Linked DNA regions of Homo sapiens: regions 2 and 3 are each linked to region 1. The links are chromatin contacts, found by Hi-C or POLR2A ChIA-PET in ENCODE. All regions are on one chromosome and are shown on one strand. The core of a region is the stretch at or near the end of the contact, and the rest is flanking DNA. Distances in the headings are between cores, read along the strand shown. Region 1 holds the start of ERG (ETS transcription factor ERG). Region 2 overlaps ERG (ETS transcription factor ERG). Region 3 overlaps ERG (ETS transcription factor ERG).

Region 1 (4,000 bases), core at 900-3,399:
AGAGACAGAGATTGAGAGAGAGAGAGCATGTGTGAGAGAAAGCAGAGAAAATGATGTACATTGGCACCAGTAGACAATCAGAGTTAACCAGGCAAAGGGTATTAGGAGTTTGGTGTATTATCTTGTGGCTTTTCTGTAAGTTGGAAATTATTTCAAAATAGAGAGGTAAGAAATCCCACTCTTCACAGTTTGATTTGCATTAGGCAAGAACCAGGGAGTTAAGGCCAAATCATCACTGAAGCATTAGGTCCCAGTAGAAATGCTGATCTTTCCTGCTGCAGGGAACAACTGAGGGCTGGATTAGCAACCACGAGGCGTGGGTGAGGCGGGACCACACAGGATTTTCTTCCGTGGCTATTTCATTAGCAAAGCGTTCATCTTATTTAAAGCTGGTGTTTGGTAAAGGCATAATCAGGTGCCATGTGTTGTGGAGGCCACAGTTAACATTTTACATTGATGCTTCTTAGGAGAGAACAAAAAGCAAGGACACTCAGGGAAGCTGAGAGAGCTTTTCTCCTCCGCACTCCAGAATTCTAGTGGAAGCTGCCCAGATAAAACAGCTCAGGACTTTGAAATTTTCGGGGAAACAGAATTTTAATCAGCCTGCCATCTTATTCATTGTTCAGAGATGAAAAGAGCGGAAATCAACACCCCCTCATAATGTAGGTGCTGAGAACTTAGGTTCTGATTTCCACAGAATGATTTTCTTACAATATACTCTCTTTCTTTTCTTTTCCTTCTTTCTTTCCCTCCCTCCCTCCCTTTCTCCTTCCTTCCTCCCTCCTTCCTCCCATCCTCCTTCCTTTCTCTCTCTCTTCTGTCCTTCCTTTCTCCTTCTCCATTTTTTCTCGCCCTCTTCCCTCCCTCCTCCTCCTCCTCTCCTTCCTCTCCCTTTCCCCCCTTATCTTTCTCCTTCTCCTCCTTCTTTTGTCCTAACATGAGGTGATAAATCAGAGGTATATAATAAAAGCCAGAATGACCTGGGCTGGTGGACAGAACTCTGACACATGCCGGCCTAAAGTCTGAGTGAAATCCATTTACTGAACGTCCAGCTCTGCAACCAGGAATTGTCAGATGACTCAGGATTTAGTCTATTGTGTTCTTGGGGTCGCCTATTGAGACCACACCTCTTTATGGGTCCTGCGTTCCTGTAGCTAGATTCAAAGCAAAATGTTTCTTCCAAGCAATTTCCTGAAAATGAGTAATTAAAGTCCTGAAACCCTCTAAGGAATGTTCAGGCCTGCATTCGCTGTACTTCCTTCGAGGAGAAAACAGACCTGTGACCCTGAACTTATAGCTTGGATTTTAGACATGTAATGGGGCCCTCACATGGCATCTCTGGGTAGCCAAAAGTTCTATGAGGATCTGTTGTCTGCAACATGGATGTCTGTCAGAGTGAGACCAGCTCACTGATATTCCGGGACATTTGTAGTCACTTCAGTTATTTGGGTTTTAATAAATACTTGAAAACAAGACTTAGGAAGGTTTATTTTTCCTCTTTATTTTTTGTGTTTACTGTAAGCCTAGAGTCCTTGCGTTTTCAACAACTTTGTTGTAGAGCAAATAAAAAGTGCAGGTATTTGGAAGGAGAAAATGAAACTGTTCTGGAACACTTATATGAAATGTTGAATAAATATAGGTTGTTAAAAATCAGCCAGGCAATGGCTGTTACTGAACATGGCCATCTATTAACATGAAATAAACTCCACCTGCAAAGTTTCCTTTTAGGAGAAAGGAGCTCAAGTCCTCTGTCCTAGTAATTCTGCGAAGAATTGGGCTGCGAAGGGCTGACACCCAGGGCAGTGGGGTGCCCTCAACGCCTTGGCTCCAAGGTGCTTGCAGCCCGTGTGAAGCCATGCGGAGTCCCATCACATCTGCATCCTGCCTTGGTCTCAGTGCAGTGTGTCACACGGCGGCACACCGGTCACACCTGCTGTGGCAGTCCCCATCCCAATTGATGCCTTTTCTTTTTTTAATTAAAAAAAAAAAATCTCCTGGCTGCATATCATCAAGAAAAACAACATTGTTTTCAGGGTCTCTTATCTCTCCACTCCCAAATATCCTGTTTCTTTGGGCTGGACAGCCAGGACCAATAGAAACCTCTTCCTGCCATTGGCTGACTTCATTTCCCAGACTTAGCACAATCTCATCCGCTCTAAACAACCTCATCAAAACTACTTTCTGGTCAGAGAGAAGCAATAATTATTATTAACATTTATTAACGATCAATAAACTTGATCGCATTATGGCCAGCACTATTAAGGTAAGGAAAGGGTTCCTTTTAATTTGACAAAATCTTGTTCTTGTTACTCTTTTCTTTGGTTTCCTTTATCAAGGCAGATAAGTTAGGGTTGGGCAACACCCCCACTGCCACAATAGAGGACAACAAGATTTCCTTTGCACTGCCTAGTAAATTTCCTTTTTCCTACTCCAACCATCCGCAAGGCTTAAAAACTTCAAACTCAGAAAAAAATTGGGGTTTCTAAATTCACTGTTGAGTGCTGTGGATTACTTTTGGAAAGGCTTTTCGGAGCGCTTCTGAATTTTCAGATTCTCTAACTATCCCTAACGGTGCCTGGATGTGTGTCTGAGAAAAGGCAGCAGACTCGGAGAGGTTGAAGGGTCGGGTCAAAGCAAAAGATGCGTTTGTGAATGTCAGACATTTGGAGGCTCTTCAGTGGCTCCTTAGCATCAGGGATGCCAGGCAGTCCCAGTGGAAGCGAAGAGATACTCGGCAAGTGGCTGCTGGTAATGGGACGCAAATGTTGACTTGATTTGTGGGACATCCACGCTGAGAACTGAGTGCTCACGTAACTCAAATGGGGGTAATTTGGTTTGTTCCACTATATGTTTATCTTCAATAAAATACCTACTGTCTGTGCACTGTGAGTAAGATTTCTTCCAGCAATGGTTAGGTTTGCGGAGATTGGAAAGCAATGGCCGGTCGGTTCTCTGTGCTGTGGGGTGTTTGGTCTGATGCATTTCCTTGCCTAAGTTTTTAGTAGATAGCATGTAGAGATTAATGTGGAGGTAAATCTGCACAGGTACAATCCTAAATATGGCCTGATTCCTGGAAATGAAGCCAATTTAATGGTGACTACAAGTCAAGGGGCATGCAGTCTTGAATGGGGGTCCGTTCAGTTGTTTTAAAGGCCACCATGCCTTCGTGACATTTGTAGAAATGTGAAAAATCAGCAACAAAAGCAGATGCTGAGTGGAGGGAAAAGAAAATTGTGTTTGTTGCATGTCTTTAGTTTTGCTGCACGGAGGTGAGAAGCATTTGGTGGTGTTTTCATAAGGCTTTTAGTTTGTTGGAAAGTGCATAAGAAAATGGAAGTTTGCCCAGAATTGGGCCAAGCCATTTTCAAAAATACTCTTTGGTTTGGTATTTTCATAATTTGAAATGTTTGTATTAGAAGATTTGACTCATATGTACCATAGAAACTGTGTTTGAGAAGTTCAGCTTTTATTTCTCAAGGTGTGTTCAATAATATATTAAAAATCTGTGTACCAAGAACTTTCACCTTATACTTTTCTTTCTTTGGCTTCAAGGATTGGAATCTGCTGAAATATGGCTCCTATAGACAGGAATTATAAAATTGAGAGTTAATGTGCCCTACTTATAGCTACATGAATAGAAATTACTTGATTTTGTGACCCAAAATGTTATTTTTTTGTTCTTATTTTCATCCTTATTCATATGCATGTTAAATCAAATATTCTGTGTAAATCTTGAATAGCTTGGGTACGATCTTATGTGGTTTTTTTTCCCAAAAAACTCAGTGCATTAAAAAGGACATTGAAATAACAGACCATCCTTTAGAAGGTAGGTACATTTTGCAAAACATCCAAATGTGTTATACTGTTTAATTTGAAGTATACATTTATGAATACATGAAGCTATTTTGAAAGTTTGAATATTTTGTGATTTTCTGAACACTTTTTTGGAAATAATAGTTTACACTTGTCTAAGGTACTATGCTTGATTTAACATTTTATT
Region 2 (4,000 bases), core at 930-3,429, 58 kb after region 1:
AGCACTCTGGGAGGCCAAGGCGGGTGGATCACGAGGTCAAGAGATCGAGACCATCCTGGCTAACATGGTGAAACCCTGTCTCTACTAAAAATACAAAAAATTAGCCGGGCGTGGTGGTGGGCACCTGTAGTCCCAGCTACTCGGGAGGCTGAGGCAGGAGAATGGCATGAACCCGGGAGGCGGAGCTTGCAGTGAGCCGAGATCGCGCCACTGCACTCCAGCCTGGGCGACAGAGAGAAACTCCATCTCAAAAAAATAAAAATAAAAAATAAAAAAATAAGCATTCTGTTTGTGGGAGAAGTGCAAACACTGTTTTCCTTAGTGTGAGCCTGTGATGCCCCTTGGTAGCTGATGTCTCCTCTCCCTCCTGGCCAGGCATGGGGAAGCTTTTCCAGCCTGTGTTGTGACCCCAGGGGTACAGGTTGGGAGTTTGGGGTAACCCTGAGCCCCAGGCAAGGGGCTACAGTCTATAAGAAAGAAAGACACCAGGAGCTTCAGTCCATAAGAAAGACACCAGGGCAGTTCCGCCCCAGGGCCCTCAGCGCAGCAGACTGGGGAAAGCTCTTGGGTGGTTTTTCTGTCAGGCAAGTGAAAGGCTGGTGCTGCGCTGAGGGTCTCTTTCCGGGAAACATCTTTTTCAGGGGAACTGGACATTTTCTTTCTTTTTTATTTTTCTTTTAGATGGAGTTTTGCTCTTTTTTACCCAGGCTGCAGGGAAGTGGCACGATCTCAGCTTACTGCAACCTCCACCCCCCGGGGTTCAAGCGACTCCCCTGCCTCAGCCTCCTGAGTAGCTGGGATTACAGGCATCCGCCACCATGCCTGGCTAAATTTTGTATTTTTAGTAGAGATGGGGTTTCACCATGTTGGCCAGGCTGGTCTCGAACTCAATCCACCCATCTTGGCCTCTCAGATTGCTGGGATTACAGGTGTTAGCCACCGCGCCCGGCCTTGACATTTTCTTTCAAGGAAACAATGGGAACTTTAAGAGTTCCTCTCTCAGGGCTCATAGAATTCTAACATTGCCCAGATTGCTGCCGTCATAAACTTTCAATGCTGTTCCAGCTCCTAAAGCATCGGTGATGTGTTTTGGTGGGTGGATACCGAGTGAAGACCATCATGTCATCCTCTTCATCCTCCGGGTCCTCCGGTGGGTTCGGTGATGTCGGTTTGGCAGGTGCTGTTCATGAAGGGAACAAGGTGGACCTCATCTGCCTTCAATCCAGGCCTACGTGCCTCCTTTGAGGAAAAGGGCAGCTGGGTTGTAATAGGCAGGGGAGGAACACTGGCTGCAGAGGCTGCCTCCGCTTTGAGGCATCTAGCAATGTACAGATGTCAACCAGTCACCAAGTGTCATCGTCCCCTACCCACAAGGATGTTCCAGGGGGAGGGAGAGGAGTGGCTGACACTAATCCCCTTTGTAGAAGAGAAAGATACAGAGCTCATGCCCGTCTCCCCCAGAGCTCAGTGTGTCTCCTGGCATTGTGTCTGGGTGCTGGCCTGGTGTATCAGTTGGGATTCTCTAGAGAAATAGAACTTATAGGATATTTTTACATTTTAAGATATTTATTTGAAGGAATTGGCTAATGCAGTTGTGGGAGTGGGCAGGTCTGAGATCTGCAGGGGAGGCTGGCAGGCTGGAAAGTAGGCAGAATTTCTTCTGCTCTGGAAACCGCAGGCTTTGTTCTTAAGGCCTTCAACTGATTAGACAAGGCCCACTCACATTATCTGACATCATCTCCTTTAGTCAAGTTCAACTGACTAGCTACCTGTGCAAATGCCTTCCCAGTACAACCTCAGTTAGCATTTGATTAAGTCACTGGGTGCTACGGCCTGGCCAAGTTGACACAGGAAACTGACCCCCACACCTGACTTCCAGGGATGCTGCACTCATCAGTGACTGGTGACCCATTGTACTTTTTAGATCTCCAAACCAGTGTGCTCTGGGGGGCCAGTTCACCGCTGCTGCTGGAGCTCAGCCTGACTGGACAGCGGGTGGTAAAGGGGGTGGCGTGTCAGGTCAGAGGTTCACTAGGGGGCTGCTCAAGCTCAGTGATCTGAAAGAATTGAAACATAAGTGGTGAGTCAGTGTTCTGCTATTAACAATCCAACGGGCTTCCTGAAGGGGAATGGGGGAAAAGAAAGCTGAACAGTTATCAGTGGAGCTAAGACTCATCTCAGCCAGAGGTTGGAGGCAGCCTTGGGGCAGACAAAGGACTGCCTGGGATCCCATCCGCAGGCTTTGCTGACTCACTGTGGGCTTTTTTTTTTTTTTTTTTTTTTTTTTGAGACAGTTTTGCTCTTGTCACCCAGGCTGGAATGCAATGGCACAATCTCGGCTCACTGCAACCTCTGCCTCCCGAGTTCAAGCGATTCTCCTGCCTCAGCCTCCCGAGTGGCTAGTTTTCATATTTTTAGCGGAGATGGGGCTTCACCATGTTGTCCAGGCTGGTCTCGAACTCCTTACCTCAGGTGATCCACCCGCCTCAGCCTCCCAAAGTGCTGGGATTACAAGCGTGAGCCACCATGCCCGGCCTCACTATGGGCTCTTTACGAATGTCAGGTGCAGCTCCATAAAAGGGAACATGGGCGTGATTCACTCTGCTTTATTTTGGACACCGTGAACCAGCACCGGGCTGTGTCAGCCCAGCTCGAGGGGCCAGGGCAGAGGCAGGGTTCACGGAGACGCAGATTCTGCCACGGAGGGGCTCACAGATGAGATGCTGCAGAGCAGTGTGTGGCTGCCTGCCTCTGGAGGAGCCCCGCCAGGAGTGCAGCTCCTCAACGCTCCACTACCTGCACCTGCATCCTTCCAGACTCGGAAGCCCCAGGCCAGCTGTGCCAGGGAGTTAGCCCATCTCCTGGCCCCTGGCCCAATAGCTTCTTCTAATTGTCCCTCCTCTTAGCTTATGCATAATGGGCTTTCCTGTAGTGCACATGCCACTTGAAGTCAAGTCCAAGGGGAAGTTACGTAAGTCAAATATTACTCTTTGGCTAGAACTTGTGGGCTGTTACCTTTGTGGCCCCTGACTATCTTGCAGACACCTCCACGGGAGAAGTGCACTCTCTGCAGCTTAGGTCTTTCCAGAACATGGCCCACCTCCTTCTGCCTAGAATACCCAGCTTGGGAATAGTGCCCTCTGTCCATCCCTATCCATCCAGTACCCACGGAGAAAAAGGCCATGTGCTTTGAGAGAAAGGAAGGACTTAGTTCCCAACCGAATAGTGGAATTCTACAAAACCTCAGTCCTAACGTGCTTACAAGCTCCTGAAATGAAATACAAGTGGTGAAACGAGATCTGTTGCCATTATAATAGAGTTTCTGTAAAGCATAATAAAAGAAAAACAGGAGAGAAAGGAACCACTGCTTTGCGAGCCAACTGGGATGTCCTTGTGGGTTTGGCTTGGCCACTGCCAGATCAAACAGCAGCATTCTTGCAGACAGTAATCTAATTGCACGTTGTGTAGACACAGGACATCATTTTTCAGCTTCGGTGGTCCACAGCCACCCTCTCCCTTTCTTCACTCTAGCCTCACGCACCAGAAAGCCCCAAGTGTTCACACAATGGAGAACTGTCAGTGTGTGGCCAAACTAAAACCAGCTGTTTTCCTGTGCCATCCACACCAAGGGCCTGGCTGGGAGTTTCAGCGCCTGCTCAGCCTCTCGTGAGCTCCCTACCAATGCCCTGAATTTGCTGTGAGGTCCCCAAAGCTCAAGTCATGATAGACTAGCAGGATAAGCCAAGAGGTAACACCTGCTCACTCATGGTCCACAAGCAAACTGTCTTCTCGTGAGCAGGCTGGCAGGTCTGTGCAGAGCAGGCTGCTTTTCCTCCATCTGAGCATCCCCAGCTCAGGCCAGCCAGATCACAGGCAGCTTACACTAAGTGGCACCTTCCCCTTTCCACAGGCGATGGCGATTTCGTGAAGCCCACCTGGAGGCTCACTGCAGGTGGAACTCAGTCAATTTATGTGCCATGCTGTGAGTCCCCCCTCAGCC
Region 3 (4,000 bases), core at 1,060-3,559, 38 kb after region 1:
GCCACTTGCAAGAAGGTTCATCTAGAAGCAGATGTGTGCTGTGTAGCTGATGGGTGGGGGTCATGATGGGCAGCCTGCTTCTTTAGTAGACTGTGTGCAGTGTTAGAGAGCCCTGGGGCAGCACTCGTCAGTTAGGATGCACAAAAATGCCAACCCCCGACTCTCAGTTTTTTAAGTTGCATAAATTCCAAATTTAACATATCACCATGTGCAGTCTTGGAAGGCTCAATATTGGCTTTAAAAAATTATTTTCCTAAGGACTCTCTGTTGTCAACTTGAGGAAATGGCTAACAAGCTTCCTTTTCTATGACACTTAGCTACTGAAAATATGTTCTTCATAAAGTGTCTTATTACTGTCATACTGTGGGTTACTTCAGTAAGTACAGACTGTGTCCTAGCCAAGCTTAAAACCTCGACGGCAGTGATTCTTAATCTTTTGGTCTCAGGACCCCTTTACGTTCTTAAGATTGGTTGAGGATTCTTAAAAAAAAATTGTGTATATGCATTATATCTATTGGTAGAAACAAAAACAGAAATTTTGAAACATTTACTTATAAATTCATTTAAAAATAACAATAACAAGGCCAGGTGCAGTGGCTCATGACTGTAATCCCAGCACTTTGGGAGGCCAAAGCAGGCAGATCACCTGAGGTCAGGAGTTCAAGACCAGCCTAGCCAATATCATGAAACCCTGTTTCTACTAAAAATACAAAAAAATTAGCCAGGCGTGGTGGCGGGTACCTGTAGTCCCAGCTACTCAGGAGGCTGAGGCAGGAGAAGGCATGAACCCAGGAGGCAGAGTTTGCAGTGAGCCAAGATCGCGCCACTGCATTCCAGCCTGGGCAACAGGGCGAGACTCCGTCTCAAAAAAGAAAAAGAAAAAGAAAAAAAAATTAGCCAGGCATGGTGGGACACGCCTGTAATCCCAGCTATTCAGGAGGCTGAGGCAGGAGAATCACTTGAACCCAGGAGGCGGAGGTTGCAGTGAGCCGAGATCACACCATTGCATTCCAGCCTGGGTGACAAGAGTGAAACTTCATCTCAAAAAATAAAAATAAATAAATAAACTCATTGCATGTTAACACAAATGAGATATTTTTATGAAAAGTAACTCTATTTTCCAAGAAAATGTTAATGAGAAGTGGCATTGTTTTGCATTTTTTGCAATCTCTTTAATGTCTGGGCTAATTGGAGGCAGCTGGATTCTCAGATCTGCTTATGCCTGCCCTTAGAGGGGTCTGGGGACCCCAGGGGGTTCCTGGACAACACTTTGAGAATGACTGACCTACAGAGCTCCGGAGAATCACTGACCTACAGAGCATAGTGTGGTACCTGGCACTGTGCTAGGCAGGGAGATACAGCAGTGAAGAAGAGGGACACATTCTCTGCCTTCCTGGAGGATGGTATGGGTTGAATAGTGTTCCCTGAGTTATGTTGAAGTCCTAACCCCCAGGACCTCAGAGTGGGACCTTATTTGGAGGTAGGGCCTTTACAGAGGTAATCCAATTAAAATGAGGCCCTTAGGGTGGTCCTTAATTCAGTGGGACTGATGTCCTTATAAAAAGAGGTAATTTGGACTCAGAAACAGGCATGCATAGAGGGAGGATGATATGAAGAGACAGGGAGAAGATGACCATCCACAAGCTAAGGAGGGAGTCCTCAGGAGGAATCAACCCCGCTGCTACTTTGCTCTCTGACTTCCAGCTTCCAGAGCCATGAGAGAATAAATGTCTGTTGCTTAAGCCCCTCAGTCCGTGGTACATTGTCTTGGCAACCCTAGCAAATGAATACACAGACTATGTATCGAATATTGAAATTGGGTTTTAAGGCAGTAATAAGGCCCATGCTGCTTCCTTGAGGAAAATTCAGCCGCAAAAGAGGATTCACTGCTTATTAATATGGAGACACGTTCTACCAGATAGAGCTCTGGGAATCCAGGTTCTCCATAGGCAAGCACAGCAGTGAACAGTTTTTCCAAACGTCTCCTTCCTAAGCAGAAAGGAAGTGACACCATTGTCTGCCATTTGCCATTCAGAGCTCGTTAAAACCTACAGCCTCACACCCATCACCGGTCCACAGGTAAACAGAGATTTCAGGGCAGGGGAATACTTTGGTGCCGTTATTCCTTTCAGTTGCCACAAGTCAGTTTCCCTAAAGGCTGCCCTATTAGTGGATGGGTGGGTGGGAGCCTCAGTGAGGTATTTCCTGTGTGAGTCAAAGCCTTTCAAAATGGCCGTGACCCCTTGCAGACTCTGAATGAAAAGTACAGATTCTCAGTTCCCAGAGTTTCTGCATGTGATGATGAATGGAAGTTCCCGTTGCATGTGGGACAAAGGATGGCTGTAACATTTTATTAGGTGTGGCTTTTGGTGTACACATGGCATATGCAATATATGCATTCTCATCACATTTAGTTTTGAAAATAATAAAACTTTAAAGATAGAAAGAATTTTCTTTGCAGAACCCTTATGAGATGGAAAATATTAGTGCAACACAGAAGAAGACAATTCCCGGGCTTTTAGCCAAGACGGCTAGAGAGACTCCACTTCTCTCTGAGTCAACACCCAGGTTCCTGCCATGGCCTGCAAGGCTCTACCACCCCCAGCCTTTCCTGGTTCACCTCCTGGTTCTTTCTTTCGCTCCTTTCCAGTAACCCCTCCTCCCTGGCTGTTCTTGGTCCCATTGTTCCTCGTGCAGCCCCCGCAGTCCACTCTGGCCTTGTTCTAGCTGTTGCCAAGGCTGGAAGGCCTATTCTTCATGAATGCATGGGGGCTCACACCCTCCCCTCCTTCGCGTTTTCTCAGGACCACCCTGGCCACTCTAAATGAAAAGCAGCAGTTTACCTCTCTTTTCCTGAGTCTCTAGTTCTGCCTTCTGTTTCTTCATACTTATCACTTACCACCTTCTAACCCTGAGATCAGGCTTGAAAAACAAGGTTATAAATTTACCCTATCAATTATTGGTTGATTAATTGATTTTCAAAAATTATCTGTGGCTTGTAGTGCTAGAATACAAGCCTTATGCAGATAGGTGTCTTTGTGGTTTTGGGTCATGGATGTAATCTAGAAGCAGCTAGACAAGTTTCTAAGTAGAAAAGGTGTTCAGTACATATTTGTTGAACTTATGACTAAGAGAATATTCTTATTCCTGGAAGATATGTGTGATTTCTAGTGGAGACTAGAAATGGCCTTTCTCTGAGGCAAACTTCTAAATCCTCTGAATAAAGGTATCTCTAGCCCATCTGACTCAGTCCCACACCCCTGGGCTGTGGAATAACCAGTTTAGGGGGTGATTAAAATGGCTACATAGGTACAGAAATGTTAACTTCAGGTTGTCAGTGTAGCAGAAGCAAAGATGTTTGTCGTGTTGTCTGTGAAGACGTGCTATAAAATCGTCCCCCAAAGTAAATTGTAATGGCAACCATGCCCTCAGATTGTTCTGGAGGATATAGACAGGGAATCAGACACTACTTTCAAAACTGTTACATAATAAATCTTACATTGGAAAACTGTCTTAGACCTGTTTAGAAATCTTGCATTCTCTGTCTTAGAACTTTCCCTCTTGAGCTGATAATTATCATCCAGTAATGACACTTATGTGGCCTTGGGAAACAAGTTATTAAGCATGCACCTGCCATCCCTCCAAGGCAGTTTCACCCTTCAAATTAAATGCGCTGCGCTTCCTGGCAGCGCTGAGGCCATTGGAGTGGCTCCTGAGTGATGGCTTGGAAGAAATGATAGCCTAGTAGAGAAGTGGCCCAGGAGAGTGCACAGAGGAAAGCTGACATTTAGAGAATGAGGAGAGAAAAAGGAGGGCATAAAGAGATGGGGGATGGAATTGTCAACCAAATAGGAGGAATAGCAGGAATATGGAAGCCAAAGAAAAGAGGGTTAAAAAAGGGGAGAGTGGCCAACAGTATGAACTGCTCTTGAGTAGGTAACAAAGAGACCAGCTGGGAGTGAATGTTTGAGGGAACCCCAAAAAGCTCACTCCTAATCGT

The links. A loop is a pair of places that touch in the nucleus more often than their neighbours do. ChIA-PET counts read pairs that join two places held with the same protein, here RNA polymerase II (POLR2A). Pooled maps may share reads with other maps.
Region 2: a loop to region 1 is called in a map of endothelial cell of umbilical vein, with 4 times the contacts of the local background. The contact joins the enhancer-like site here to the promoter of ERG in region 1. A Hi-C loop is called at or near these places in 6 of 168 maps with a recorded cell type or tissue (aorta, ascending aorta, endothelial cell of umbilical vein and 2 more) and 4 of 50 pooled maps. POLR2A ChIA-PET finds 5 or more read pairs at or near these places in 4 of 52 experiments (BJ, MCF 10A, WTC11 and 1 more).
Region 3: a map of endothelial cell of umbilical vein shows a loop between it and region 1 (3-fold over the local background). The contact joins the enhancer-like site here to the promoter of ERG in region 1. A Hi-C loop is called at or near these places in 8 of 168 maps with a recorded cell type or tissue (Right ventricle myocardium inferior, aorta, ascending aorta and 4 more) and 11 of 50 pooled maps. POLR2A ChIA-PET finds 5 or more read pairs at or near these places in 4 of 52 experiments (BJ, MCF 10A, common myeloid progenitor, CD34-positive and 1 more).

Annotation. Positions count from the first base shown.
Region 1 is chr21:38,496,626-38,500,625 of GRCh38, reverse strand. ERG (ETS transcription factor ERG) reads left to right here and starts at 2,149. Exons shown (of 10, transcript NM_182918.4): 1 at 2,149-2,263. The coding sequence starts at 2,246.
Region 2 is chr21:38,439,075-38,443,074 of GRCh38, reverse strand. The region is part of intron 2 of ERG (ETS transcription factor ERG); the gene reads left to right. Among named protein-coding and RNA genes, the nearest start is that of ERG, 57 kb to the left of the region's middle. RefSeq lists an enhancer at 3,560-4,000. Within about 2 kb of position 2,179, at least 2 of the 41 ENCODE cell types and tissues checked have a DNase peak (open chromatin) inside an H3K27ac peak, as active enhancers do; they include endothelial cell of umbilical vein, where a contact is called at or near this core.
Region 3 is chr21:38,458,865-38,462,864 of GRCh38, reverse strand. The region is part of intron 1 of ERG (ETS transcription factor ERG); the gene reads left to right. Among named protein-coding and RNA genes, the nearest start is that of ERG, 38 kb to the left of the region's middle. Within about 2 kb of position 2,309, at least 3 of the 41 ENCODE cell types and tissues checked have a DNase peak (open chromatin) inside an H3K27ac peak, as active enhancers do; they include ascending aorta, endothelial cell of umbilical vein and mammary epithelial cell, where a contact is called at or near this core.